Linked DNA regions of Homo sapiens: region 1 is linked to region 2. A link is a loop called in an ENCODE intact Hi-C map of the cell type or tissue named here. Cell type or tissue: GM12878. All regions are shown on one strand. Each heading gives the region's core, and the rest is flanking DNA. Links, peaks and the distances in the headings are about the cores only. Region 1 overlaps DIRC3 (disrupted in renal carcinoma 3). Region 2 has its middle 190 kb from the start of DIRC3-AS1.

Region 1 (15,554 bases), core at 6,660-10,659, 350 kb before region 2:
TGGCCACCCAGGCTTGTTCTTCAAGGGGTTGTGGGAAAAGAAATGAGGAAAGGGGAAAAGGAAAAGGAAGACGATGAGTAGGACATGGAATGACAGGTGAGAGCAATCACTTAAGAAAGATCCAAAATATCTAGATTTAATAAAATTTGAAGACTAGGAAACATCTCCCCACCTCTTGGAGAGGCTCACCTGGAAAGCACCAACCTGGCAGTGGCCACATCAAAGTAAAATTGATTGAGTCCCCATTATTTGGAAGAGAAAGAACAAAGGATTTGTTCTCTCAAGCTGTCCTGGGTCCTGGGAGGTATGGACGAGATTTAGACTTGGGGATGGGAAGCTAGTTGAGATGCTAAAAATGAGCTCACTGAGGGCAGTGGGACTGGGTTTCTGGAGCAGGGCTACAGAGGCCTTGTAGGTATGGAATGGTTCACCTGGACTAGAACCACAGGAAGTCCCAGCCAGCTCTCAGCACCATCCATAATGAAAGCAGGAGCCAAGGTGGGCCAGGTCCACCAGCTAGGGCTACTGGGCTGCGGCCAAACCAAAAGAGAAATTAGACAATTGAGTTGCGTCATCCAAGGCCCTCCATAGCCAATGTCAAGAGATTGGCCAGTATAGAACCATCTTCCTAAATGGTCCCACTCTACAGCATTGATCACCAAGAATCCAGAGGGCACCTGTGGATGCAAGGGCCTCTTCTCTCCTCACTGCTTTTAGGACACAAGAAGCCATTCCCCTATGCCCAGAAACCATATTGGGAAAAGAAAGGGTGGGAGAGCAATGAAGTCTGAGAATTCATTGAACATTTTATCTAAAAGCACTGATCTGGGGAGTGTCATATCCATTATAAAAATTTAAAGAAGCACAATTTCTCTGCACATCTGGGTGTATCATGAGTCTCCAACCACAAGAAGTCTGGGCAGTTATTAGATATCATTTTTTGTAGCCATCCAGAGTAGAAATATCTGGCTAACATCCTCTGGCTGAAGAAAGCCTGTGCTGTCCTATAACAAATTTGGGATTATTCACAGTCATGGGAGACAGGTAGAGGCTGGATCATTGAAACTTCCAATAATTCAAAAATCTCATTTTTGCTGAGTGTTGACTATTGACCAAAATTTCCAGTTGCTCAGAGGTTGCCAAATGGACTGATTTGAACTGTATGTCTTTTCATGGCCCCTATCAGAGGAGGGAAGAATCTGTGAAATAATTAAACATGATCTTAGCCCACCCACCCCCCGGTTGCTGGGACTGGGCATGGGGGGAGGAGGTGAGGACAAAAGTTGGGGGATGAGGCAGGGGTGAGTCTGCGTCACTCTAGTAAGGCCCCCAGGGATTTCTCTCAGGGAACCCATGACCTTCTTCAGAGTTCTTTAGTGACGTTCTTCCCAGCGCACCTTGAATAAAATCTAAGCTTCCTTCCGGGCTGCAAGGTTTGCCACACTAGCCTCTGTTCTCCTTTCTGATCTCATTGTGCTACTATCTTCTGCCTCACTAAGCTCTGTTTTAAGTCAGTAGAGTTTTTATACAAATTTTGTTATACAATTCTGAGAATTCTATAACAAAACATTAAGCTCTTTTCTGTCCCTTATAGTCATTACTCTTTTTTTTTTCTCAAAATCCTCTTCAGTCATTTCTTTCCATAGCTATCTCTTTGTCATCCTCAGTTTAAATGTCGTCCTCTCCATTTAAATGTCGTCTCCATGAAATGAAGTTCTTGATCTTCTATGACCTTCTGTGACTCTGCCCCCATGATTAGCTTTCCAAACACCCTGGTTATTAACCTCTTAAGCATGTATCACAAGTTGTGGTGACTTATTTATTTATTGGTTTGCTCCTTTTTCTGTCTCCTGCACTGGAATACAAGTGCAAGCTTCCAAAGGACCATGTCTGTCTTTCTGATCATTGTGTCTGCAGCAACTAGCACAGTGTTGGGCTTGTACTTCCCTCTCAATAGAAAACTGTTGGGTGAATGAAATGGGCAGACATTGTTTAATGCTCTGATCTCAGTTCAGATACATGGTAGTCCAAGGGAGGAAAAGGGACAAATCATCCCTTAAAGTCTGTCAACTGGAAAATGTCCCTCTAGAAGGCTGACTGTCCCTGAGGAGATAGATTAAGTGAGGTTGATCTGGCAAGCTTCCTAGTGGCAGAGAGAGGTTAAAACAAAGGAGAAAAAGAAAAGACAAATGAAATCTGCTCAAAGCAAAACAGATGTTTCACCTCAGATCCACTTTGTTACCATGAGGAATGGGTGGGCTGGTGGGGCAGTGGGGAAACAAGAGTGATTGTTTGCCTAGACTTTGCTTCCTCCTGAGCTGTCCAGTCTCTGGCAGCCTGGGACTCTTTGCTCCCTCCACCTGTTGACCCCTTTGTGCCTCATCAAATGAGTCATGGCCATAGCATTTGTGGAAACTCCTAGCAAGTGGCAGAGGGGAGGGGGCGGGACAGAAACCCAAGAGCTGGCTTCTGGGAGGCTCTGAGGCTGTTTTGACCCCGAGAAGGCAAGTATGGTTGTCTTCCAGGCCGCAGAGGAAAGCATCATGTTTGAATGCTGGCAAGCTGGGTGTCTGAGTGTTAAGACCTCGTGAGAAATAGGAACGAGTTCTATGAGAGGCAAGGAACCTAGGACGCCAGGCTGTGAAGAGGAAGAGAGCTCACTTCCTAACCTCAGGTGCACAGAAACTTCACCAGAGGCAAGGAAGAGTCAAAGGACCTGGTCTTTGGCAAGATGATTGATTACTGGCAGGGAGGGATGTTACTGGGTGCAGTGCTGGAGCAGCTCTCTGACACAGCTGCTCTTATTCAACACACATAGAAGGTACCTACTATGTGCCAGGCCTGGTTCTTATCACTCAAGAATCATCAGTGAGCAAACAGCAAAGTCTAGCCCCCATGGGGCTTCCATTCCAGTGGATTCATGATTTATAGGGGTTCATGGAATTTGATTCTGTGTCCTTGTATTTGGGGTACACTCTAAAGCTGTCCTGTTTGCAGGTTTCTCAAAAATTGTAATCTCAGTTGGAGTAATAGGGGCAGTTGCAGTTAAGATCTTGAGAGAGCAAAACAGAAAAGGCATTAACAGGAGAAATAGCCATTGAAGTCTATTGCAACAGGCTGGCACTAAAGAGCTTCCTGTTGCTAGGATGAGCATGGTTCTTGGAGCACAGAGACCCTCCCCAGGAAAGAAGCAGTTTGCTTGGCTTCTGTGGTATACCTGGCAGACAGTGGGGTAGATTCTTCTGGCTCTCACTCTTACTTCTATCTAGCCCATTGGCAATGTTGCCACCCCAATGCCTCCTCTTTTGAGGTACAGACTTGCAATGCCACCAGCCTCCTTTCCTTCCTAGCTTTGCCATTTGCAGGCCGGTTACTGTCCACTCAGGGCAGGCTGGTATTGGTATCTGTGCTGATGTGTTCTCACCTCTGCTACCTCTTCTATTAATGTTCTAGATGTATCTGTCGGGAAAGGCAGAAGAGGGTGGAGTGGGGATGACTGAGTTTGTGGTTGGCTTGGAACACCCATAATCCCAGCACTTTGGGAGGCCGAGGCAGGAGGATTGCTTGAGGCCAGGAATTGGAGACCAGCCTGGTCAGCATAGCGGGACCTCATCTCTCCCAAAAATAAACTAAAATAAAATAAAAATAAGAGTTTGTGATCTCTAAGGGATGCTAAGAAAGGAACAAAGTCCAGATGAGATTGGTTTCCTCTTTTTCCTCATTGCACTTTAGCAACCCTGTCTCAAGGCCACCTGCAGGTGATTTTGTCTCCCAAAACTTTTCCTCTGATATGGTAACCACTGAATCCCTGCACAGACCACACTGGTCTTCTTTGGCCCTCTCTCCCTTGCTTGCCAGATGCCTCTGAAGTCATCATGTTTTTCTTATCCGCCAAGTGCATTAGCTGAATACCCATCACCCCTAACCAAACTTCACTTCCTTCCTACCTAGCATAGACTCGAGGTTATACCTATTCAGTTGTTATTCTAAGAGAAAATAACACCCTTTTAGCTTAAGCCATTCTTCGTTACTTTTTCTGCTACTTGCAGCCAGATACTTTCTGAACCAATATATCTCATCTCCCTGGTCCATTTGATTTTTGATGTTGCTATGCTGTAGCTGCTTAGAGTTCCCATGTATCTCTTCTTATTATGAACTTCCTATATTTATGAAGCTATCAGAGCTGGAAAATCTTAGAAATCAGCATCCAGTCTCCTAATTTTTATATAGGGAAAGTAAAACCCACAGAGGGAAAGTAATATGGGAGTTAGTGGGACAGCCAGGCCTGGAACCCACAAATCTTGGAAATTAGTCCAGTGTTCAGTGTCAGCCATCTCCCTATTTCCTTGACTTGAAACAATAATAAAGGTTGAGGGTGCAAAGAAAATCTGTGCTTTTGCTTGATGTGGCTGTTGTAGACGTACTGAGCACCCTGTGCCTGAGGCTTTGACCATCTTGTGGGAAGACAGACCCTGAAAATACAGGCAGCGATCTGTCCCAGAGAGTGGAGAGGCCCCAGGCGCTGGCTCACAGAGCTTTTCTCTCCACTCCTGTAAATTACTTTCCTGGAGACAGATTCAGCCTCTGCCCAGCCCCCTATAGCAGTGTTCAGGCGTGAGCTTAGTGGCCGCACTCTTACCGACTCCATGGGCACAAGCCAATTAACTATGAGAGTTGCATGCATGCACACACACACGCACACAGACACACAGACACACACACACACACAGACACACAGACACACACACATAGGAGACATGCTGCTCTCCCGCTGCCCATTTCTTTTTGTCTCTCTCTCTCTCTATCTTGGCCTCTGTTAAGTCCCACTTAAACATTCAATAGCTTACTTTTCTTTCCTCTCTTCTGTCTGTGGGTGTGACATTTTATCCACAGCCCTCACTCCGAACATTGAATATCTTACTAATTTTCTTTTTATAAGCCCCAGTGTTAGAGGCATTTGAACCACAGCAACTCCATCTTAAATAGGAACTGGGTAAAATAAGGCTAAGACCCACTGGGCTGCATTGCCAGAGGGTTAGGCATTCTAAGTCACAGGATATATAGGAGGTCGGCACAAAATACGGGTCATAAATAAATAAATAAAACAGGCTGCAGTAAAGGAGCTGGCTAAAACCCACTAAAATCAATATGGTGACGAGAGTGACCGCTGGTCATCCTCATTGCTACACTCCCACCAGCACCATGACACTTCACAGATGCCATGGCAACGTCAGGAAGTCACCCTATATGGTCTAAAAATGGGAGGCAAGAATAATCCACCTTCTGTTTAGCATATAATCAATAAATAACCATAAAATGGCAGCTAGCAGCCTTCAGGGCTGCTCTGTGTATGGAGTAGCCATTCTTTGATTCTTCTACTTACTTAAACTTGCTTTCCCTTTACTGTATGGACTTGCCCTGAATTCTTTCTTCCTTGAGATCCAGGAACCCTTTCTTGGGGTCTGGATCAGGACCCCTTTCCTGAAACACCAGCGGCAGATTTGGTCATTGAGCGTGCTTCTCCCTTCTGCTGGGGGGGCGCTCCCCCTACCTCTCCCCTGGGCTGCCCCTTGCTGCCATTCTTGTCCCAGCACTGACATCCAGTCCTCCTAGGGGCCTTTGCTCACCTCCTGGCACTGCCAGTCACTCTCTAGCATGCCACTTCCTTCCCTCTTTGGCCTGGATTTTTTTTTTTTTTTTTCAGATGGAATCTAGTTCTGTTGCCAGGCTGGAGTGCAGTGGCGCCATCTCGGCTCATTGCAACCTCTGCCTCCTGGTTTCAAGCGATTCTGCTGCCTCAGCCTCCTGAGTAGCTAGGACTACAGGCGCCCGCCACCATGCCCAGCTAATTTTTGTATTTTTAGTAGAGATGGGGTTTCACCATGTTGGCCAGGATGGTCTCGAACTCCTGACCTTGTGATCCACCATCCTTGGCCTCCCAAAGTGCTGGGATTACAGGCGTGAGCCACCATGCCTGAACTGGCCTGGATATTTTATCTTCTTCAGAGTATTTAGCAGCAACTAAATGATTATGCCGGTTTGTTTACTTGTTTAGTTTCCATTTTTCCTTTTTTAAAAAATTATTATTATTTTTTTAAAGACAGAGTCTCACTCTGTTGCCTAGCTTTAGGCTGGAGTGCAGTGGTGCAATCATAGCTCATGGTAACCTCCAACTCCTGGGCTTAAGCAATCGTCCTGCTTCAGCCTCCTGAGTAGCTGGGATGACAGGTGCAAGCCACCATGCCTGGCTATGTTTTACATTTTTTTTGTAGAAGTCAGGTTTTGCTATGTTGCCCAGGATGGTCTTGAACTCCTGGCCTTAAAATGATCCTCCTGACTTTGCCTCCTAAACTGTTGGGATTACAGGCATGAGCCATGGTGCCTGGCTGCCATTTTTCTTTGTAGAATGCAGACATTTCTTCTAGGACAGAAACATCCATTCTGTTAACATCTTGTGTTGCTTTCCAGTAACAAACCTGTGCCTGGCTTGAGATAGACATTGAAAAATCATTTGTTGAATTTTAAAAGTCCACTGAAGTTGACTGAAGATGAACTTGAAATCATTTGTTGAACTTTAGTGCGCTTTAGATGACTGATGATGGATTTGAAATGAGCCTCCTCCACACCATGGGCCATCTGTGCTGTGGGTATAGGGCAAACAAAAAACAACATGGACAAGCCTCATGCCGGAACTCAGTCCTGGGTGGCCAATACAATGAAGGCCAGTGACGTGTTGACTTTCCTGTACTGCCGTCCTTCCCAGAGTCCTTCCCCTCACACTTGATGTAAATCCAGACTTTCCATCAGGCCTCTTTATATCCATCACAACCTCCCCCCACCCACCGCAGGAGAAAGGAAGATATCTCTAAAGGCTTTACCAGAGGTCCATGCCTTTTCCTGCTGGCTGCTAATCTCACCTTCTCCTGACTCCTCTTGAGCTCTTTGGAGAAAGCATCTCTCCTTCTCCCCTTGGTCTGCCTGCATGGGAAATTCTGAGGCATCAGAGCTCCTGCAATTCTCCTTGAGAGAAGAGAGAGACCACAGCTTCTTACAGACCTCCAGAGATGCTGGGATGGATCTCTGACTTGGCTCCCAATGTCCCCTTGTACTCAATCCAGTCTCCTCAGCTTGAGCTTTTAGGACAGCGTCTCTCCATCACCTCACTCCCCCAGCCCCATTTCACTATGTGCCCACTTCCCCTTATGTTTGGGCTCTCCTAGAATGTTTCCTGGTCCTGGTCTGCATGCCCAGCTCTCATGTGAATATCCCCTGCTGGCCGTAGTTCTCTGTAGAGAACTATACCTGCCTCTTTTTATTCTGGATTTCTCATTCACAAATCCTTACTCAAAATTCTTCCTGTGGGAGGGCTTTCCTGACTTATTCACTCTGACTTTCCCTACTTGACTAATTCCATCTGCCCCTCCAACTTGTCTGTCTGCCCAGAGCCACCTCCACAGGATCCAGGTGTGTCCAGATACTGGTAGGTATCAGATTTTAGGTCCCTATTTAATCTTCATGTTTGATGGAATTTTCTTATGGGTAAGAAAATAATTTTTCTGTGTCTGGGAGGGCAGTCTGTCTATGTATTTTTTTCTTTTTTACTAATTCTTTTTCTCTTTCATGGTCATCACAGTAGAGTGTAAACTGGAAGACCATGAATGAGTAATCATGGTTCCAGGTTTGTTCCTTCTTATCATTCTTGCCAGCCCCAATCCTGCTCACCCTCTCCATAGCCCTGTGGCTGACCAGTTGCAAATTAGATAAATCATCTTGAGTCCATCAGGAATCCTTCTTTTTAAGGTGTCCTAGCACAGGTTTGCAGGAGAAAGAAAGCAGAAGGGGAAGGAGTGGGCAGGAGAGGAAAGCACCTCTGACCTCAGGGGTCTTACAGTTTATCAGAGAAGGGGAACAAGCCATAAAGGAACAAACATAAAGGAAAACACTTAAAGAAGATTGAAGGAAGCAGCTTGGAAGCCCAGAATTTTGGCTTCTGGGTCTTTGTTTCACCCACTATTGACTGTCCTGGCAACCGTCTAGGAATATTTCAGAGTCACTTGGGTAGAGCCCGAGAATGAATCAAACATCTCTTTTCATAGACCCACCAGGCTGGCTGAGAGTGGTGATGGTCATTCTGTCCATCCCCTTGCCCCTAGGCCAGACCACATCAATTCAGCCTGCCCAGTCAGGGGTATCTCCCATTTCCAAACCTCACCGGAGACGGATCCTACCCAGCTCTGTCTGCTCTTCCTGCCCCTGTGGTTTTGAGCCTTGGTAATGAATGGCTGAGACGGCTGCATTCCTTGGACAGCCTCTTAGCCCTGCATATTTGTCAAGGACTCTTGGGAAGGGAGCTCAAGGGGATCTAGAGGCAAAGGCCTGTGTGAGGCTGCCCAGCCATACTCAGCTTTTTCCACTGGGCGTCTCAACTACAATCTGTCTGTGCTCCAAGGTGGGGAGGTGGTTCCCATTTGCAAGGGGATGAATGCTGGTGTTTGACTTATTGCTGTATCAGGGCCCAGAAGCTGTGGCAGAGAAAACATCTCTTTAATTTGGAAAAGAAAAAAAAAGACCAACTTTGAATTCCACCTGCCTCCTCAGTCTTCAGCATCGTTTCCTCTTCCACCCTACTTTTCTCACCTCTCCACGTGGGATGACAGCCCACCAGGACAGGCCTCACTGACAGCCTTGTCTCTGCTGGGGTCCCACAGTTCTGTTGTCCTGCTGGATGAAAGGCTGTCAGCTGATATTGCTCAGTGCTGAGAACTGAGGTTCTAGTGGGATGAAGAAATGGTCTTGGGTGAAAGGGTCACATCAAATAAGTGTTGGTCGAGGCCGAGATTTATGTATTTTTAAAAACAGATACCTCTGCCAAGTTTTCTTTATGTCTTTCCTATAGAAAATCTAATTTCTTCTAGACCACTTCAGCTTTTTCTATTCTTCAGAGTGACCCTATAGAGTTTGGTGGTCAACCATGCAGTCACTGATGGCAAATAAGAAGCAATGGATACCACATCTGTGGTTTCCTCTGTTAGGACATGCTCCCCACCCTGAACCCTGCACCACACCTCTGGCTATCACTAGCCTCATTCCCTTGGGGCCTTCAGGTCTTAATTCAGCCCAGGTAGTTGCTCCTCTTACATGCTGCCTTTGCAGTTTCAAAGGAGGGGAACTGAGAGAAAGTGGTCACACAGAGATCAAGAGGGGAGGAGACTTTAGGCAAGGAGTGCCTCAATGCAGTTGATAAGCATCCAAAAGTTTGGATTGGGTTTATAATTCAGCAAGAAATCAGTAACTTCCTGGAGAGAAATTTCAGGGGGCTATAAAGTCAGAAACTGAACAACAGGAGGTTGAGTAGCAAATAAGAATAAAGTGCAGACAGTGCCTTTAGACAACTCTTTCAAGAAATGACCTATGAAATTAAAAAAAAAAAAAAGTAAAAAAGGCATTAGCTAAAGAGGGGGAAGTGGAAAAGGAAGATGATTTATTTCTGTAATGTGAAGATGGAAGTGACCTGAGAAATGTAGTCTTGGGCTATTCTGTATTCTGTGTGTTCTTTCTTTACCACATCCAGATCCACTCCTTGCCCTACTCTGTGCCCTGAGAGGCTGACCTTTCTTGACTATGTTAAGGGGTCCCTTGCAGTCTGATTTCCTGTTGAGTTTGGCCCATGGGAAGCAGAGGAACAAAGGGCAGGAGAAGGAGTTGGGAGTATTTACTCCTTGGTCTCTGTCTTTACCAAGTTAAGGTTCAGTAGTGGACCATGTTCCTCTATCAAAGGCTGGCACTCCTGCCAGGCAGCTCTCTCCTATAGCACAGTGATAGTTCTCTACTAGGCCTGTTGTTGTTGGCTTGGGAGCTTCACCAATCCTTTCCAATTTATCTTAGCTTGGACTACATCTTTGCAAGCAGTCCCTTTAGTAAACTCTCCTCAATTACCCCCTTTGAGTACAACATCTGTTTCTTATTGGGGACCTGACTGGAAAAGGGGGGCAATTAAAGACCCTGTTTTTATCAGAAGCCTCCAGAGAATGCCAGGAATACAAAGAGAACCATTAGAGAAGCTGTAACAATAGAGGGAGAATAGAAATGGGAGAACTTTAGTCAAAACCATGTTATCACTTCACGTTTTGAGGCCTTTACTCTGCTTTTGACCCATCACAGTGATCGGTAAAATACAAGCCATGTCAATGTAGTTGAATCTCCAGCCCTGTGGGGCCACGGGTCAAAAAAGTAGGCAGAGGAAGCTGCATATGCAATTCTGTTAGTTTAAAATTGGGTATAGAAATCCCCATATTTCTGCTTTTGCTGTCAAGTCATGAAGAGGCTGGGGAAAAATGCTGCAACATGAATCTATGGCTTACATAAAACTGCATGTCTAGGAAGGCAGAAGAAGGTGGAGCACAGCCCCTGAGGGAAGGCCTGGGTCAAGGCACCGGCTAGCTTAGAGACTGATATGGTTTCTCTGTTTCCCCACCCAAATCTCATCTTGAATTGTAGCTCCCATAATTCCCACATGTTGCACAAGGGACCTGGAGGGAGATAATTGAATCTTGGGTGTGGTTCCCCCATATTGTTAGTGCTAGTGAATAAGTTTGAGGAGATCTGGTGGTTTTATAATGGGAATCCCTTTTTGCTTGGTTCTCATTTCTCTCTTACCGGCTGCCATGTAAGAAGTCCCTTTGTTCTTCCTTCATCTTTCACCATAATTGTGAGGCCTGCCCAGCCACGGGGAACTGTGAGTCCATTAAACCTCTTTTTCTCTATAAATTACCCAGTCTCAGGTATGTCTTTATCAGCAGTGTGAAAATGGACTGATACAGAGATTAAATCTGATATTCCTAATATCACACCAAGATAGAAATCCCAAACTGCCCATATATAACCTGAAGTGGACTCATAGAACATGAACCACAAAACCAAAATCCGAGACACGTGAGGAATATTAACCATAAGACAAGCACTTAACAAAATAAAATGTGGGAAAATAAATTCACGTCAGATGAAATGAAAATGATAGGACAATTTGAAAATGATTTAAAATGAAGTCTTTAGGATTGTCAAAGAGATAAAGTATAATAAAAAATTAAAAGATAAAATAAGAAATGATGAAACAAAAAAGCAAAAATTAAACCTATATAAGAGAATATAGTAACAATAGTAAATTGTGTACTAAAAAATTGCTATTTTAAAAAATAATAAATGGAATAAATTCTGAAGTAGAGTTTAGAGCAAACAATAAAAAGAGAGTATTTAAGTGGCAGTGATAATTAATTTTATGTGGCAATTTGACTGGGCTATGGGTTGCCCAGATATTTGGTCAGACATTATTCTGGGTGTTTCTGTGTGGATATTTTTGGGTGAATTTAACATTTCAATTGGCAGAGTAAAGCAGATTGCCCTCCATAACATGAGCAGGTCTCTTCAAATCAGATGAGTAGGACTGAATAGAACAAAAGCCAATCTTCTCTCAAGTAAGAGGAGATTCTCCAGCAGATCACTTAATAGGACTTCATCTGCACCATCAGCTGTCCTGCATCTCAAGCCTGCTGGCCCACACTGCAGATTTAAACTTGAAAGTCTCCATAATTGTGTCAGACAATTCCTTATAACAAATCTCTCTCTATATATATACACACCATATTGGTTCTGTTTCTCTGGATAATCTATTACAATGGGAAAATAGAACTCAGAAATATAAACAAAATATAGACAAAAAGAAAAATTATACATATATATGCATACAAACATATTAATGTTTGTATGGGAAGTTAAGGGGAATAGAAATGGATTGAGAGACTCCAGTATGCATCTGATTAGGAGTTCCAGGGAAAAGAAATAGAGAATGATGTAAGTTTCCAGAATTGAAGTCGTGAATCTTTTGGTGAAAGTTCATATAAAATGCAAACAGAACAAATGAAAATAAAACCACATCTATTTACACTGTAGTGAAACTGTAGAACATGAATAATAAAAATAAATGCATATTAGAAGCTACCAGAAGGAAAAGACAGCTTACTCACAAAGGATTAATGATTATATTCACAAAAGAATGATCTTCAGCTAGATTAGACCCCCATTGCAGATGAGTTGATATCTTCATAGCAGTAAGAAAAAAGTCAACCTAGAATTTCATCCCAGCTAAATTAATCAATTGTGAGGGCAAAATAAGGATACATTAAGTTACAAAAAGACTAAGAAAATTTACTGCTCCCAGACCCTTGCATTTAGTTCAAGAAAGAGAAAAGAGAAATCAGAGAGAACAATTGGGAGCAAGAGAGAAAAATTTGTAAAGTAGTTCAGTAAAAGTGCATTAACTATTAACTACATAAAAATAAATTTTGTATTAAAAAATGGGGCCAAAAGTCTAGACAATAGCATCAAAGAATGTTGGTGGTAGGGAGTGCTCAATAAACTAGTTAAAACATACTAAGATTTCTGTTTTGTTTAAGAGGATTCTAGAAATTATGAATAAACTTAGAACTTAGCAAAAATTTCTGTGAGGTCAGGCACTGCACAGTATTTTGGTCAATGATGGACCACATATATGATGGTGGTCCCAGAAGATTATAATACCATATTTTTACCATACCTTTTCTATATTTAAATATGTTTAGATACACAAATACTTACAATTTTCTACAGTATTCATTACCAAAACATGCTGTACAGGTTTGTAGCCTAGCAGCAATGGGCTATACCATATAGCCTAGATGTGTAATCAGCTATACCATCTAGGGTTGTATAAGTACACTCTACGATGTTTGCACAATGACAGAATTGCCTGATGAGACATTTCTCAAACATATTCCTGTTGTTAAGTGATGCAAGACTGTATATATATGTATATTTAACAATTTATCGGTAACCATTAAAATATAAGAAATACAGGCCGGGCATGGTGGCTCACACCTGTAATCCCAGCACTTTGGGAGGCCAAGGCAGGTGGATCATGAGATCAGGAGATTGAGACCATCCTGGCTAACACAGTGAAACCCTGTCTCTACTAAAAAAAAAAAAAAAAATACAAAAAAATTAGCCAGGCATGGTGTTGGGCGCCTGTAGTCCCAGCTACTTGGGAGGCTGAGGCAGGAGAATGGTGTGAACCCAGGAGGTGGAGTTTGCAGTGAGCCAAGATTGCGCCACTGCACTCCAGCCTGGGCGACAGCGCCACTGCACTCCAGCCTGGGCGACAGAGTAAGACTCCGTCTCAAAAAAAAAAAAAAGAAAGAAAGAAGGAAAGAAATACAATGTAACGTGTAAGTCAGAAGCTGATTGGTGAAAAGGCGTTGATGTGGAGAGAATAGCTAAAGCCCTATTAATCCAACACAAGACAGGGAAGGAGAAAAAAAAAGATTTAAAAAAGAAGCATAAAAGTAGAAAACACAAAAGAAGTGAAAATAAACATTGATTTACTAAAAAGCAAGGAGCAGAATCTTATAAACAGTATGGCATCATTTATTTTTAAAGTTACCAGGTACACAAAACAATAATAAATGTTTTTGTATAAAAATGTACTAAAAATATAAAAACTCATGGAAGTGGGATACATATCTTTATGTGTGGGGTTACCAAAAAGGGGAAGAAAATGAGGGGATGGGGCTTCAGTTGTATTTTAGTGTTTAATTTATTTTTAAAAGGCCTGAAACATATATGATAACATTAATATTTTTCAAAATTTTGGTTGTGGCACATGTGTGTGCTTTAAGTTGTTCTCTAGAATTTTTTATATCCTGTATTAGAAATACTTCACAATTTTTGAAGGAGAATAAAATGAGAAGTAGAACTATATGGCTGCGGAAACAGAATTAGGACCAGTATGAGTTTATGGCAATGGGGGATTTCTTTAGATCTGGAGAATTATTTGGACAGGACTCTCTAGGTCACAATCAGGTAGACACAGGCTGAGGCTCTGGATCACATAATTTTGTACTCACAGAGGTTTTGCTTTGTTCTATTAATAGCTAAGAAAGTAAAAGGAATACTTTGTAAGTAAACCACGGGCTAGGTTCTAGAACAAGTTGTGAAACTGAGAGAAGTTTGGCCCAAGGAGGACCAGAAAGGGGGTGTTTAATTCTCTCACTATATGCCAGGCTGACTTGTATACATGTGAAGTGATTGTGTAGAATTTCTTACCTAATATTTAGAGTATATGCTGTGTTCAAGCCTCTCTGCTAAATGTTTGACCTGTGTTATCTTCTTAATAATCTTCAGCCTATGAGCACTGTTTTGATTGCCTTTGTATTTCATTAAGAGACAGTATGAGGGCCTTTCCTCTCAGAAGTCCTCTCTCTCACACTAGATAGAGAGCTGTTTTCCTTTCTCTTTCTTCTGCCTATTAAATCTCCACTCTTAAACTCCTGGGTGGTGGGGTGGGGGGCGGGGGAAAGAGGCAGTATGATGAAGTGATTGGGGTCATAGACTCTATAGTGTTAGATCACAGCATTGCTCCTCACAAGCTGTGTGATTATGGCAGCTTACTTAACTTCTCTGTGCCTTGGTTTATTTATTTATTATTTTGAGACTAGGTCATGCTCTTTAACCCAGGCTGGAGTGCAGTGGCACTAACATGGCTCACTACAGCCTCAACCTCCGGTGTTCAAGCAGTCCTCCTGTCTCAGCCTCCCATGTAGCTGGAACCACAGGTGTGCACCACCACTCCTGGCTAAGTTTTTTGTTTTTTGTAGAGACTGGGTCTCGCTACATTGCCCAGGCTGGTCTTGAACTCCTGGGCTCAAGGGATTCTCCCACCCCGATCTCTTGAAGTGCTAGGATTATAGACATGAGCTACTGCACCCAGCCTCTCTCATTTTAAAAGTGGGGAGTAGGAGTATTTATCTCACTGCGTTGTTGTGCAGCTTAAATCTGTTGATATATGCAAAGACTTAGGAGACTGATTGGTATATAGTAATCTCTATATAAGTGGTTGCTATTATTATTTGCTATTCTGAGTGAGAAAACAAAAATCCAGAGAGATAAGGTAACTTGAAAAAGCTCCCAGCTAGTAAATGGTAGAGCTAGGCCTCAAATCCAGGATTAATTAACTCTAAATTCAAGTACTTAATTGTTATAATATTCTGCCTCCTCAGGAGACATAAAAAATATAGAGACATTAGAAAACAAAAAACATCAGAGTTACTGGAGAGAAGTAGGGTGAATCAGAAATACAGGAACAGAAACTTTGTGGCAGAAATCTGGATTTTCTCTTACAGGGTAGCAGACAGAGCTGTGAGTCTACCTATCAACACACTCCCCCTTTCCTCTCTTTTAAAAGGCCTACTGATGGGTTCAGGCCTTTGCCTTCCTCTGTGAAGTTATGAACTTCTGGAAAGATGGAGCCCCTCTTCAACTCCAGAACTTTATTTATGGTTGATCCGAGTCAATAGTGGTCCTGTTCTTCTTGATAGGAATTGGTTTGGGCACGGGCAATAAGATGTGAGAGAAGGCCTTATCCCATGGAAGGGTTTCCATGAAAGGTGTATTCATGTGCGAATAGATGAGCTCTCTTTTCTGTTGGATGTTGTGGTGTCTGGGTGTCTTGGTCTTTTGGGCTTCTA
Region 2 (15,554 bases), core at 4,625-8,624:
TTCTGTGATGAGGGTCTTCGTCCTTCCCCATGTGGGCAGGGGCTGCCCTGGTACCTTCTCGTTGGCCATGGGACTGGCTGAAGGCCCTGCTCCTCCCTAGCTCTTTGCCACGCCCAAACTCCCTCAATCACTGCAGGCTTCTGGGAGCCTGCGGGGACAAAACCGTCTTCATTTCTCCACAAAGGCACCATGTCATTCCTAGCACTTTGATTTCCTAGGGTCTGGGAGAGGGGTAGTTTGTGGGAAGATAAGAGCAGTAAAAACGTCTCTGTGAAGGATGGGACTTCCAAGGGGGTCTGGGAGCAGCATCCACCAAAGGCCAAAGGGAGGTGGGGTGAGCAGTTCTGACGTCAAAGAGCCTCCAGGGTCTTGACACAGAATGAGAGAATGGCTTTTTTTCCTGAGGGAGCAAAGCCCCCCTTGTCCCTAGGGTCTCGTGTAACTTGGGGCACTAGGAGGTCAACCACAGATGAAAGTTCTGTGCTTACATTGAGAATCTTCTCCCTGTTAGGTTTGCCTTAGAATACGTACTTATGTGACACACATATGCTCATAAATGCATGCTCTCTCTGGATAGAATTTAAATGTGACTGGTTTTTACTTCCTTATCTCTTTCTTCTGTACCTCTTCTCTTCAACAACCCCCCTTTTGACCTCCTCTTCCCCTTTTCTTCACCCCAGCAAGTTAGAGAAACCCCAGATTGCATGACTTCTATGAGAAGAGTGAGGGCAGATAATTTCTATTCTCCACTAAATCCATCAAGCTGAAGTCAACTGACCCATAGTCTAGTTGAATAGTTATCTGGGGAGGCATAGGACTCTTCCTAATGGTTTGAAGTATGGGATTCAGGTTCACTGAATGAAAGCCCAAAACAGCCCAGTCCTGAATTATGTCATCCTTACCAGACCTTACAGGTGCTCAGCAAGACCCACCATCCCATCTCCAGGTATCCAGGTAGGACCTCTGAAAATCTATCTTCTGTTGGGGGATCATAAAGGAAATAATCGAATCCATAGCTTTCCAGATTGGGTATTTTCAGAGCAGACAGAGCTTCCCTTTTCTTTCTGTATCAGAAGGTAGGAGTGCTCCTTGCCTCAAGATCTCCACATAATTGCCCTGGTGTGTAATTTCACTTTGCTCACAACATCTATGTCTAAAGTATTCCTTTTCCATTAGCATAAGAGTAGAGCTGTCTGATAATTTTGACCCTAACTTTTTATATAATATGGCAAGAAATCAATCAGTTAACAAATTAGTATTCTGACTAGAATGATGTGCATAGGTGGTAAGGTACTTCATATATTGTGTCCTCCCACAGTCTTTCAGGAAATGTGGGCACATTGCTAATGGTTTAGTCATTTGACTATCCCCACCTCTCTCATGCCCCATAGAACCTTTTGGCATATCAGTGTTGAAAGATAACACCAAACCCGAAAGGAGATGTAAGGAATAAAATCAACTTTTATCATTTTGCCTGGTTAGGAAGGCAGGTTTTTGTTTGCTAACTCGTCCCCCTAAGATTCAATGACGCTCTGACATGCACTTTGATGGGCAGAGGAGTTTCTTTGTAAGTCCTGCCTTCATGAGCTGATAGCTGGAGAGCACAGCAGCGACTTCCATGGGTCCAAGTGCACTTAAATTCCTGTGGCTGCTGCAACACAGTGCCACCAATTAGGTGACTTAAAACAACAAAAGTTTATTCTCCCAGTTTTGGAGGCATGAAGTCTGAAATCAAGGTGTCAGCAGAGCCATGTTCCCTCTGAGACTCCTTCCCTACTTCTTCCTAGCCCTGGAGGTGGCTGTGGAGCCCTGGTGTTCCTTGACTTGCAGCTGCATGGAGTTCCTTGGTTTGCAGATGACACTCGCTGTCATTATCACATGACATTCTTCCTGTGTGTCTCTGTTTCCTTTTTCTTTTTTAAATCATAATTGTATATATCTAAGATGTACAACTGAATACTACAATCAGGCTAAGTAACATATCCATGTCTTCCCATAGGTACCGTGTGTGTGTGTGTGTGTGTGTGTGTGTGTGTGTGTGTGTTAAGAACACAAGATCTACTCTCTTAGCAAATGTCAAGTATATGATACAGCAGGGATCCCCAATCCCTGGACCATGGACCAGTACGGGTCTGTGGCCTGTTAGGACCTGGGCCACATTGCAGAGGCTCCTTCCTTACTTCTTCCTAGCTCTCGTGGTAATGAAGTGGGCGGCGGGTAGGCAAGAGCAAAGCTTCATCTGTATTTACAGCAGCTCCCCATCACTCACATTACCGCCTGAGCTTCACCTCCTGTAAGATCAGTGGTGGCATCAGATTCTCACAGGAGCACAAACCCTATTGTGAACTATACATTTGAGGGATCTAGGTTGCACACTCCTCATGAGAATCTAATGCCTGATGATCTGTCACTGTCTCTTGTCACCTCCAGATGGGACTATCTAGTTGCAGGAAAACAAGCTCAGGGCTCCCACTGATTCTACATTATGGTGAGTTGTATAATTATTTCATTGTATATTACAATGAAATAAGAATAGAAATAAAGTACACAATAAATGTAATGTGCTTGAATTATCCTGAAACCATCCCCCCATCCTGGTCCATGGAAAAGTTGTCTTCCACAGAACCAGTCCCCGGTGTCAAAAACATTGGGGACCACTGCAATACATTATTATTCACTCTAGTCCCCACACTGTACATTAGCTCTCCAGAATTTACACATCCTGCGTAAGTGAAACTTTGTATTCTTTCACCAACCTCTACCCAATTCCCCTATGCCTCCACCCCTGGTAACCACCATTCTACTCTCTGCTTCTATAAATTTAACTCTTTTAGATTCCACATATAAGTCAGATCATGTAGTGTTTTTCTTTCTGTCCATGGCTTATTTTACTTGGCATAATGTCCTCCAGGTTGTCACTAATGGTAGGATTTCCTTCCTTTTTAAGGCTGAATAATTTTCCTATATATATGAATAAAGACATTGTGGCATATATATACCACAATTTATTGTATTTGTCTACCAACAGACATAGGCTGTGTTCATAATTTGGCTATTGTAAATAACAATACAATGAACTTGGGAGGGCAGATATCTCCTTAAAAACTGATTTAATTTCCTTCAGATATATACCCAGAAATGAAATTGCTGGATCATATGGTAGCTCTATTTTTATGGAACCTCCATACTCTTTTCTATAATGGCTATATCAAGCTCCATTCCCACCAACCGTGTATAAGTATCCCCTTTTCTCCACATCCTCACCAACACTTGTTGTCTTTTGTCCTTCTGATGACAGCTATTCTAACAGGTGTGAGGTGATAGCTCATTGTGGTTTTGATTTGCATTTCCATGATGATTAGGGATGTTGAACATCTTTTCTATACCTATTGGCCATCTGTATGTCTTTTTTGGAAAAATATCTATGTCTTTGTAAGTACTTTTTTGCCTATTTTTTAAGCAGGTTATTTATTTCCTGTTGAATTGTATGAGTTTCTTATCTATTTTGGATATGAACTCTGTCAACCCTCCATATCCTTGGGTTCCAGATCTATGGTTTCAACCAACCTTGGAAAAAATATTCAGAAAAACAACATTGTTGCATCTGTAATGAACATGTACAGACTTTTTTCTTGTCATTATTCTCTAAATAATACAGTATAACAACAACTTATATAGCATTTACATTGTATTAGGTATTAAAAGTAATCTAGAGATGATTTAAAGCATACAGGAGGACATGTGTAAGTTAATGTAAATACTATTCCATTTTATATAAGGGACTTGAACATCTGCAAATTTTGGTATCCACAGGGGTCCTGGAATCAATTTTTGTGGATACTAAGGGATGACTATATATGGTTCTGTCTTCTTAGAAGGACATCAGTAATGTTGGATTAGGGCCCACCCTAATGATTTCATCTTTACTTGATTTTATTTGCAAAGACCCTATTTTCAAATAATGTCACATTCACAGGTACCGGGGATTAGGACTTGAACATATTTTTAGGAGACAACACAATTCAGCCCCTAACAGCTACCCGCTTCCCCTTCATCACTTGCAAACTCACATGCAAGCAAGCACACAGCCACACAGCCACACAGCCACACAACCACACAGCCACACAACCACACAGCCACACAACCACACGGCCACACGGCCGCACAGCCGCACAGCCGCACAGCCGCACAGCCGCACGGCCGCACGGCCACACAGTCGCACAGCGGCACGGCCACACGGCCACACGGCCACACAGCCACACAGCCACACAGCCACACAGCCACACATGGCCAAGCCTTGCCTGCTGCAGAGGCAGTGCTGAGAGATAGGCTTGGCCATTAGCCTGCAAGCAGCTTCTGGCTCTGGGCTGATTAGCCATCTGACTGTGAGCAGGCCACATACTAATCCCATTTCTGAACAAACAAGGACACTGAGGCTTTTGAGAGTTTATCTAGCTGACCAAACACACAAGGAAGTTATGAGGATGGAATAAAGTACACTTGTGAAAATAAGCTGTAAAACCTGGGAAGCTGTACAAATGTGATGGAAGTCCTCATTTTCCAGGTCACTGTGACCTTTATGATGAGATAAAATCTTATATTTAAGAAGGTAGAACCAGAAATGTTGATTTTTTTTCCCCAGTGACAGATCACTTCCTTCTTTTCCAGTTTCTTCCAGAATCCAGAACTCTTCCATAAAATCCCAAGCATGTTTTTCCTGGAGCCCTTGTTTCCTCAATCACTGTTCCCTCCTGGGATTCTGAGAATATCCCACCTTCATGCCTGATATGTATGTACAAGGAACTTAGAAGAGCTTTTGCTCCCATTTCTGAGGGATCCATCTAAGTCAGAAAGTGGTTGGACGTTAGCCGCAAAAAAGACCTGTCTATGGAGCTCAGTTCTGACCATTTAGGAAGTCTGGCCACTGGGGAAGGACCAGAGGCACTGCAGTCCTAGAACTTGAGGACAGTTCAGTGTTCAATGCTATGGAATGGAGATGTATCCCTTTTTCCATGCCCTCCTGCCATCCTCTGCTGCACTTGCCACCCTGAAACCAGAATGATTGTTCTCAAACCCAAACCTGATCATGTTTCTCCCCTGCTCAAAAGTCATCAGTGAGTCCCTATGACTTACAGGGTAAAACACACCACTCTTGTCATGACTTGTCAGCCCTTCATGGCTTCGCCTGTCTCCACCATCAAGCCACATCTCTCCCCATGGATTTTCAGTATATCTGTGAAGATCTATTCTCTGTTTTCTGGATATGCCAGCCTCTCACCATTCATTTCCGTTTTATATTCTAGTCTTTCAATTAGAAGGAAAACAAAACATAATCATGTCTGATATTTTACCCCCAGATGCGGATCATGGCCCCATGCAGCCCAGGGGATTTGTGAAACTAAAGGTAAATTTTTTCTTTTTGGTCATTTTCAATCCACTTTCCCATGTTCTGCCTCCATTAGAGCAGGTGTTCAACTCCATCAGCTTCTGGGGTTCCTTCTACATTTTTGCAGCTGTTGTTGTTGTTGTCAGATCATCCCTCAGATTAGAGTCCAGATCACATGGACCTGGGAGAATGGAAAGTGTGTACACCCTGTGTGAACACCCACACAATGACAATAAATCATAGTAAGCGACATCAGCATCCCTGGTCTAAATTTTTCCTATCTGTGGAGGAGGCTCGAATCCTTGCATTTCCTCCCTTCCATTCTCCCTTCCTTCTATCTCCTCCTGTCCCAGGCCCTCACCCTGTCAGAGCAGGGCTGTCACAGGGGAACGTGGCAGGCCTTTCTGGATGCTCCAACTTGGCCTCTCCTCTCTGGGCAGTGCTTTTCCTTTCTCTCTTCTCTCACCTCTCTAAGTTCTCAGATTCTTTGGAAATTCCTGTTTCTTTTGTAACTTTCCCATCGATCTCCTCTTCCCAACCACTTACATTAAAAAACAAACAAACAAAACTCACTGTAGACACTGCAGAGAGGGTCAAGTAGGCAACAGTCTATCCCATACCCTTAGCCATAGGCAGCACTTTACATTCTCAGCTGACTACCGTGACACCCAGACATACCTTCCCAAGGATTACCTGTTTGGGGTTCTCAGCTCCAGGCCTTGCTTTCTGTCAAATAGGAGCCTAAGCATCCAAATCTCTCCACCAAAGCCTATGCCTGACTATACCAAGACTCAGTTGTTTACTCTCTTAAGTAGATAGAAACAAACATCTTTGACTTACCTGAAGCACAAACATAGGTGAGGACATTTCTACATCTCTCCCTTAGATAAATCAAAATTAATAAGGTGTGAGCAAGCAGGATAATCTCACTCAGAACCTCAGGGCAGACCAAGCAAGAGATGAACTATTATGAGTCTGAATCCTAAAGATTCCATTGGTGTATTGCCCTACGGATTCATGTTTTTGTGCGTTTTAATGTGAAGCATTCAGCTGTGACTTGGCCTGAGAGAGGGTGGGGGTGCTCAGAAATAAAGAGAGATACCAAGCTAACATGCCGCAAACTCAGCTTCCCAGTGACTTGCACCCTGAGAAATTCAATTATCACTTCTCAGACACACAGCCCAGAGGGACTCACAGGTCTTGGATAAGGTGCCAAAAATAAGGAAAATAAAAAATATAAAGAAATTTAAAAACTCCTGATCCTGCAAAGCATTTGCTTGATAATGCAAACTGAAAACTTGACGAGCTTCCATGAACTGGGAAGAGCACACAAGCTTACCTTTCTTACCCTCCACAAAAGAAAAGAAAAGCTCAAAACAGAAAAGCAAACAAGCAAGCAGCAACAACTGAAACAAATGTATACACTTTAGTTTTGTAGGGTGAAGTGGAAGGATAAGGCATGGCATAGGGCTTTAAGCAGTAGTTAGGTTCTACTATTAATAGATCATTCTCTTAACCTCTCTGACCATGTGTTTCATTGTCTATGTGTAACCCTAATAAACTCAGAGACCCATGTGCTTCAGTCTCAGAGCAGTTTCAGATTTAAGCAGCAATGTCCCCAAACTGAAAGTAACAAAGATGGAATTCTATTTATTATTCATGCCGCTCTGAAGACACTAAAGGGGATGAAAATATATGGTTCTCAGAAACACTTATGCAAATTCTCTTGCGTCTCCAACCTACTTTCTTATCGTAGCTGCTCTGGTTCTGATCTCCAGGGAGAAAATAAAAGGCTTCCTCTTTCACTCCTTACTCATACAGTTTTCTGCCACTTCCGTCCTCCCTCCCTACCCTCCAGTACTGTTATACGTAGATTTATCTCTTCTATCATCAAAAAGAATCTTTCCTCTTCGAAGACCATAGGAGGTGAAAATTGGACTAGCATTTACAGGATTCTTTTTGGTGAGGTTGGAAAAGGAATAAGTCTATAAGCATTTCTAAATTATTTATTCCTATATTATTAATTTTTGTCCCATAACAGGAAATGTGATCCTCTAATCTCTCCTTGCTTACATCACCAGTTTGTTGTATAGATCAAATAAAATGTTGCACATTCCTTTAGGAAATCATACATCACTATAATCATGTACAGTATTTTTATATGAATCTATGGTAAAAGGATGGGCATAATTTCCCTTTCTTGGATGCCAAGTCAAAAATATGGGGACAGGAAGGGAAGAGTTTCTTTCTAAAATAACTTTAAATAATTATACCTCTGAAACTGGTAAGCATATCCCTGTATTTTTTTAAGATGCCTTTTTGTTACTTTTCCAGATTTGTCACTCCTAAGAATCAGGTTTTGTTTTTGTAATATTGTGCATCTGTAAATTGAATGCTGCATTAATTAAGTAGCTAATCCATCCAACTAATAAAAATTTGTCACTAAATTAGCAATTCCTTCTCACATTAAAAAAAAATGTCTTTCATGAGTCAGGCACTGGTGTTAAATAAATCATAGTCCTTTCCTAAAGGAACTCACAATCTAGTGGCTGAGGTGACAATGTAAGCAGATATTTTAAGTCATTAATTCCTGATGGAGCAAATTCCAAGGAGAAAGGTGGGAATTAAGAGCCCAGACTACTGATGAAGCTACTGTTATTGTTGATACCTAACCCAGGTCCTAATTCTCCTGTGGACTAACACATCCAGAGGGAGCTCAACAGCTGTGGCAGATACTGTCGTTTGGCCATGCTTTAGCTATTTACATCACCTCTTCCTCTGCCCACGTCATACAATAGAGACTGAAATGTACAACTCACAGTTTCTAGCTTCCCTTGAAGTTGAGGTATCTATGGAACTCAGTTCTGGCCATTAGGGAAGTCTATTGAAGAGCTTTGTAAAAAAATTATTCCCGGCCGGGCACGGTGTCTCATGCCTGTAATCCCAGCAGTTCGGGAGGCCGAGGCAGGCGGATCACGAGGTCAGGAGATCGAGACCATCCTGGCTAACATGGTGAAACCCCGTCTCTACTAAAAATACAAAAAACTAGCCGGGTGTGGTGGGAGGTGCCTGTAGTCTCAGCTACTCGGGAAGCTGAGGCAGGAGAATGGCGTGAACCCAGGAGGCGGAGCTTGCAGTGAGCTGAGATTGCGCCACTGCACTCCAGCCTGGGGAACAGAGCGAGACTCCACCTCAAAAAAAAAAAAAAAAAAAAAAAAATTACTCCCTTGCAAAAGAAAAGAGAAGCAGAAGAAGGAAAATTTCCTGCTTGGTACCACTTTTTATTTCCAACCTTTGAAGACATGATGTGCAATTATACAACATGCATTCTGCAAATACATGTGGCAAGTTGGGGAACCTAAATCAATGAGCCTGTGTTCTTGGTGACATCATTGAGCCAACAAATTAACTAGGAGGCCATCTATCTCAGAAGTAAACAATAAATATTCATCCTTTAGGCTACTGCATTGAATGCATTTGGGACTAATTTCAGGCTGAGGGCCTGAGGAAACTCAGCCTGAAATTAGTGCTGTGGTGGAGAGAAAACCACGAGGAACACTGATTCAAGAGAACGTGGATCTGACACTGCCAGCTGCTGATAAGTTGTGTGATCTCAAACTCATCTCTTAAGCTCAATTTCCTCACCTGCACATGAGGAGATGAAAGCAGATGGACTACTCTAGCCACCAACTTGGACATTCATTCTAAGGCCCTCTGTGACTGACCTGATCAACGCAATGGCCACAGTGTTGCCTGATCATGGAGAACGCACACCCAGCTGGTCCCAGAGCTTCTCAGCACCTCATTTCCCATTGTGGCCCAGGGATCCTCGGAACCTCAGCAAAGTGGATCTCAGTCTGCATTTTCTCAGGGGCCTGGTGAGGAATGGCATGGCTCTAGGGCCAAGATAATCACAAATGGTAGTTGTCTTACCTGTTTTGTGTGTCTAGGGAGGATCCCAGCACTGGTGGGGAGAAATCACTCTAAGCATCACTTACAGAATACTGGCCAAACTCCAAACATGATAAAGTCTGTACCTGTAATTATCTGAACACTAATGGTGGAAAATACCCACTCCCTCTATTAGTGAATGCAGGTGTTTGGCACCTGCATGATCTTTTATTCTAGAAGAGGTTAGTGGCATCGACTGTCCACTGAGACAGCCCCTCCCAAACAACAGCCTGCAGGTTCACATGCTGGAGGCCCCAAAATAAGATAGCAGATTGACAACAGTCTAAGCAGGACCAAATCACAGAGAACATTCTGCGGTTATGGAAAGTAAGGGCCAGAGAGGTCACATAACTTGCCAAGCTCATGAAGCAGGGTAGAGACAAAGTCATGGTCAACTTGTAGCAACTCTAGAAGCCAGACTTGTCATCAAAGGATAAACAGCAGAAATAGTTAGAAGAACAGCTTTTAATGCAAATAGAAAGAAGAAATATATACCAGTAGTGAGAAAAATATCATCAAAATATAAACATGGGCTTCCAGAGTGAGTCTTTGTTGGATAAAACACTCATTTACATGTGTCAATCATATATGTTTATTAACAGTTAATTTGCAAAACTATAGTCACAATGCGTACATGACAATTTTTAAGCTCTTTTTGAATGTTTCTGGCTTACAAAAATTGGATTATATCAAAAATTTAACTCACGGCACCTTGCATTTCCCCTATCATTATGTTCATCACATTTGAAACATCAGTTTTCAATGTTTGACTGCTTCCCTGGACTAACGGCTTCTTGAAGACAAGAAACTATGTTTATCTTATTTATTGCTCTACTCTCAGTGCTAAGCCAAGCATATGATATGTGCTTTATATTATGTGACAGATGGATGAATGAATGAAAAGTTCTCCTAACTCCCCATCCAGAGCTCCATACTGCTAGTTAAACTTACTCTATTAAGGAGGTAAATATTTAAGGATTAGGAGAGCCTGGTTCTTTTCCCTTATGCCTAACCTTGTAGCATTTGAATTGTCTTTGAAAGCTGTGGTTTCACACTTGCACGTAATATCCTGACTTGCTGTCCAATTCTAAGATTGGGAGGGTTTCAGGGTCCCCCTTCCTCCATGCAGACTTTACTGCAGCTGAATCACCATTAAATTATATTCGTCAGTTCAACAATTACTGAATATCTATTCAGTATAAGGCAAGACAATCTTCTCTTCAATACCCAAATTAGAGTTAAGGGCAGGTTCCATGATTTTTTTTAGCCCTCAAGGGCCTATCATATATGTGAGTGTTTAATGAATACTTATTACTCCTTCCCCAGTTTAGTTCTTAGCAGCTGGCCTGTACAGAAAGTCCAAGCTGCACCTCACTGCTTCTGCTTGGCAGTTTTAGTTCTTTTGTTGATCCAAATTGGTGGAGAAAGAGATACGTGAGTAACTACTTGCGTAGAACCTGGCTCTGTTAAAGAGCTCCAATCTTCTTCCCCTCCAAACCACTAACCCTTGTGAGATAGAGAGGCCAGGGTTTCCCCTTTACATTTCTCTGTCTTTTTTCCAAGCTGATGACTGCACAACCACAAAGTAGCCAGAACTCTTGGTTCCTAAGTCCTCCCTTTGAGCTTGTTCTCTAAGGCCCTCAGGGTTCTGGGCTGCATAGGACCCTGGGGATAAGTGGTAAGGAGGGGCTTAGTCACTGCAGCAGCACTGGATGAGTTCATGTAATGGGGGATCCACTGGCCAGAAAGACTCTGGGAATTTGTTGACCAAGTCCCCTCTATCAGTCAGTTCCCTTCACAGGCGACACCTGCCCTGAGCCACCCACAGTGCTGCCTTGCAACACATTCAAGCCATCCTATTTATAACACAAGCAGATTATTCATTTTAGTGGTTAAGTGGAGCATGTGTCAGAGAGTCTTCAAAGCAGAACCACACATCTTCCCAAATTTTCAATTTTTATTCAGCTTGACGGCTCCCTCTGCCTAGAGTCAGAAATCTTCAAAAATAGGATGCTGGATCCATCTCAGCCTCCAATCAGGGATCCACAGGACAGCTTCGATGCTGTCCTAGCATACTTGCTGGTGTCAGCTGTCAACCTCATCCCCATCTTCAGCAAAAGTGACAGAGCAAGGAAAATTAGAAGAGGAAAAGGCCAGCCCAGATGGTGAGTTCTTATGTCTAGACAGGCTAATGAGTAAAAAGTGTTCTCAGAGGTCCATGAACCAGGAAAATAACATCAAAGAGTGACTCAATTTTTCCTCCCATCAGCCTATGCCTTCTGTCCTGAGCTCCTCGTCCCAGGCTAAGTGGGGGAAGACTGCCTCCTCTTGGCACTGAGGACTCTGCTCTGACAAGGTGAAGCCCAGCCTCCACCACCCACTCCCCTCCTGCCATGAGGTCCATTCAAGGCCAATGAAAGCAGGCTCACCTTCTTGGGAGTCTGTTCATCAAAACTGTCCTTTCAAAGATACATGGTATGTGGTCCCCAGTAGGACAAAATCTGAGTAGGACTGGGATGCTCCATTTCTTAAGATTTCGCATTACATTCCTTAGTGGTCCCTCAATTCTCTAAAATGCACAGAATCCCTTAATCCCTAAGTTGGCAGGTACCCTGAAACCTAGCCATCCTCTCTTTCTGCAGGATTCTACCCACAGAAAATCATTCAGTCTCTACTCAAAACCTTCTAGATATGGGGAATTCACAATTTCTCATTCCGTCTTTGGTCAACTCTGTTAGAATGGCTCTTCTTTTTAATTCATACCAAATGCCTATATTTTTGTAACAAGTTGACTGGAATTTTAGAACCATGGCACACATAGAAGACCTGGAATGGAATGTAGAGGAAATCTAATTTAGCCCCCTCATTTTCTAAGGAGTCCTATGCAACCAATTCTTGACTGACATCATAGCAGTAAGTCAGTGATACGGGCAAGACCCGAGTCCAAGCTTCTGATCAGTTCCAGGTGACCAGAACAACACACCAGCAGTTCCTCCTTCTCCTGGGACAAAATTCCACCATAGTAATTGTAGTCCTTTGAGTCTTAAAGCCCCAGTGTGTGGCAGACATGACTTTAAGTTGGTTCCTAACTATTGCTCTGGTTAAATGTCAGGTATTTTCCAAAGAAAAGCAAAAAGCTTCAATAAAAAACCCAAGATGGGCACCAGGAGGTGGAATGGATAAGCAGGTGATGGAAGTTTTGAAGGATAAATCTGTGTGCTCCTGTCCAGCCCCTCTGGGGGAGAACAGCACTCCAGGTGGTTCTCCTCTGGTCTGTCATCTCTAGATGCAGCTGGAAGCAGGGGGATGATGTGGGGAAGACATTTGGTCTTCACATTCACATGACAAAGTAGACTAAATTTATTCCTATTTTATAGAAAAAGAAATGGAGGCTTGCAGAAGTTAAATATGATTTAATCAAGTTCAGAGAACTTGTCATTGGCAGAAAAAAAAGACTAGAACCAAGATTTCCAGACTCCCAGTCCAGTGATGTTTTGCTATGAACTATGACCTAGGCAATGAGGAATGAGCTATCCATAAACAGTAAAATAATAGAATAGCGACTATGTATTAAGTATTTATTGTGCCTCATGAATGCTTCTGAGTATTTTTATGTTTCAAAGCATTTCATCTATCACAACCCTGTGATGTGGGTATCAGTTTTATTTCCATCTTAGAAGTGAGAAAACTTAGGCACAGAGATATTAAGGATGCTTAACATCTCTGTTAAACTAGAAAAATACCAAGTCAGGTTCCAAACCCAGGGAGCCACCTCAATGCACTGCCTCTCTGTAGGTGCCCCCAAACTGGCAGCTACGAGCTGCAAAATTCTCTGCTGGAATTTGAAGTGGGGCCCTGCCTTCAGTGAAACACCAGAGAGAGAGTTTAAGGCTCACATGTTTGTGCCAAAGCTCATATTCTCCGTCCTCAACATCCTATCAGTCTGTTGAGGCTGATAGTGTTTGGGCCAACATTGTCCTTCTAGCTGTCAAGCCTTGAAAACTTGACTCTTGGTTGTGAGTCAGTTGATGAGATGGAGGAGAGGTCCAAGTACCCCCCACCAGTGCTCTTAATGTCTATCTTCCCCTCCACTTCTCACCTCCTTCGGAATTGCTTGCCTCTTCTTGCTTGGTTTTCTGTCTTCACTTGTTTGACTGCCAAGAGTCTTTCTTCTTTTCTCCACCCTAACCACCCCTGTCAGAGCAGACATGACACACTGATGCTCTGAAATCTTCAGTGGCTCCCATTGTCTACAGTCTTAATTGTAATACATCATTACGCAGATTTCAAGGATCTCTATCATCTGACCACAGCTTACCTTTCCAGACAGTGAATCAATCTGAATGTTGCTTTCTCCAGAGTGGATCAGTGACCACTGGGGGATTTTCAGGCTCTGCAAATCAGTGAGAGCAGAGAGTGGCTCCGGCCCCTGCCCTACCATACCTAACATCCTGATCTTCCTTCCCTACACTTTTGCATCTACACAGTGAAGATTTAGGCTCATCCATGGGACTCTGAGGTCCCTTCAGCTCTGAAATTCTGAAGGAGTGGAAGGAGCATAAACCTAGACCTGAACTCTATGTGGGATGGAAAGACGAAGCAGGGGGGAGATTACTTAGAGAGAAGCTTAGAAAATGGGGACTTAGCTGCAGGGGAACTAGGACAAAAAGGGAAGATCTTGAAAAACTTCAAAGTTAGAGGTCCCAAGTCAGGGCCTGATACATTGGGGACACATTGAAATCACCTGGGGAACTTTATAAAATTCTGAAGCCTGGACCCCACTTTCCAGAGATTCTGATTTAAATAGTCTATAGCATGCTGTACTCATTGGGATCTTTAAAAGCTCCTTAGATGATTCTAATGTTCTGCAGTTTGAAAGCACAACCCTAAATGAAAGACAGGCATGCAGGGAAAATGACATGACTTTTATAAAAAGGAGATGTTGTCTGCATCAGAGTTCAGGGGAACTGGCCAGAGGAGACAAACAATGCAGCAAAACACCATAGGACCTACAACTCTCCCAGCAAATGCTGAATATTTTCCTAGGACACCCACCTCTTCGGGCCAGCTCAATTAGATTTACTCAGAGAAGTCTCCATGTGAGAGGACTGACCTCATTCTTATTACTAATTCCTGAAGACCTGGTGCCTCCAGCTCCACTGTCTGCAGGCCTGAGTGGCGCTGTAGGTTCTACCTGAGGTGCCAATGTTGATATCATCAACCCTGATGTGGACTCAGGTCTCAGCAAGCTGTGTCTTCCCAGCTCACCTTGAAAGCCTACTTATTTTTAGCCTTGCTGACATCCCATGTAGGTGAAAAGGCCAGGTATCTATCAGGTCAGGTAACTTTTCCCTCCTACACTGTCCCAAGTGAAGTGTTGAGCAGTACTAGAGAAGCCAGGAGACTGGTCTTAGAAACATTCTAGGGAGAGCTTTTGACCAAGGCCTCACCTTCCGGATACAATGAGCTGTGCCCTTTCTCAGTCAAGGGTCAGAACAGCTAACTCTGCTCTGGGACTGGAAGTGTGTGTGGTGCCAAGCAGCTGTCACTGGTCAGAGGATGGGAACTAACCCAGATAGTGGGGTCATCCCGGAGTGGGGGTTCACTTAAAAAGTAGAGTCAGCCTAGAGAGGGAGGGTCAACTGACAGCATAGAGGGTTAACCCAGAGAGTGGGACCAAATCAATGTATTTTTTACCTCACTGCAAAAGTTTCATATTAAAGTCTTTGGACAGAAGTTACCAAACAACTGAGGTTAAACACCTGAGAAAGTAAAGTAGAGATAACAGCAACCTAGGAAAAATTCCTGTTCTTTGCTTCTTTTTGTGCCTTCTGTTCATGCTCTGTAAAACTTTACATGTTTATTTGGGGTATGTGAGATATATCTGCCATTTGCCGTCCACATACACATCCCATTCTTTTCTACCCTGTACAACAGACTGCATGCACTCTCAACGAACTTTATCCGTCATCTCATACTGGCTGACCTCCAGTTGGATTTGACCAATGGGAGCAACAGGAGATGGAAGGGAGGAAAAAGAGTGATACTGGAATGTTTAATGTTGTATACTACTGTGTTTCTCCATTAGAGACGACAATTCCCATCAAACTGTTTTTCCTCTGTTTTCCAGTAATCACTCCCGTCTCTTGCTCCTTCTTGATTCATGGGTGTGACTAGCCTGGAGGATCCTGCACCATCCCTTGTTGTGCTTTTCTTA

The links. A loop is a pair of places that touch in the nucleus more often than their neighbours do. Peaks named below come from ENCODE experiments on the same cell type or tissue, not always from the same donor. Only the 100,000 strongest peaks of a DNase experiment are listed, where the experiment ranks them.
Region 1: it touches region 2 in a loop (2.4-fold over the local background); 1 of 110 quality-filtered maps calls a loop at or near these places.

What each region holds. Positions count from the first base shown.
Region 1 is chr2:217,438,673-217,454,226 of GRCh38, reverse strand. All of the region lies in intron 3 of DIRC3 (disrupted in renal carcinoma 3), which reads left to right. Among named protein-coding and RNA genes, the nearest start is that of DIRC3-AS1, 160 kb to the right of the region's middle. In GM12878, for the core only: no CTCF peak of the experiment used is centred there; a DNase peak (open chromatin) is centred at 9,116.
Region 2 is chr2:217,081,765-217,097,318 of GRCh38, reverse strand. No RefSeq gene overlaps it. Among named protein-coding and RNA genes, the nearest start is that of DIRC3-AS1, 190 kb to the left of the region's middle. In GM12878, for the core only: no CTCF peak of the experiment used is centred there; a DNase peak (open chromatin) is centred at 6,998; H3K4me3 peaks cover 510 bases; H3K27ac peaks cover 825 bases.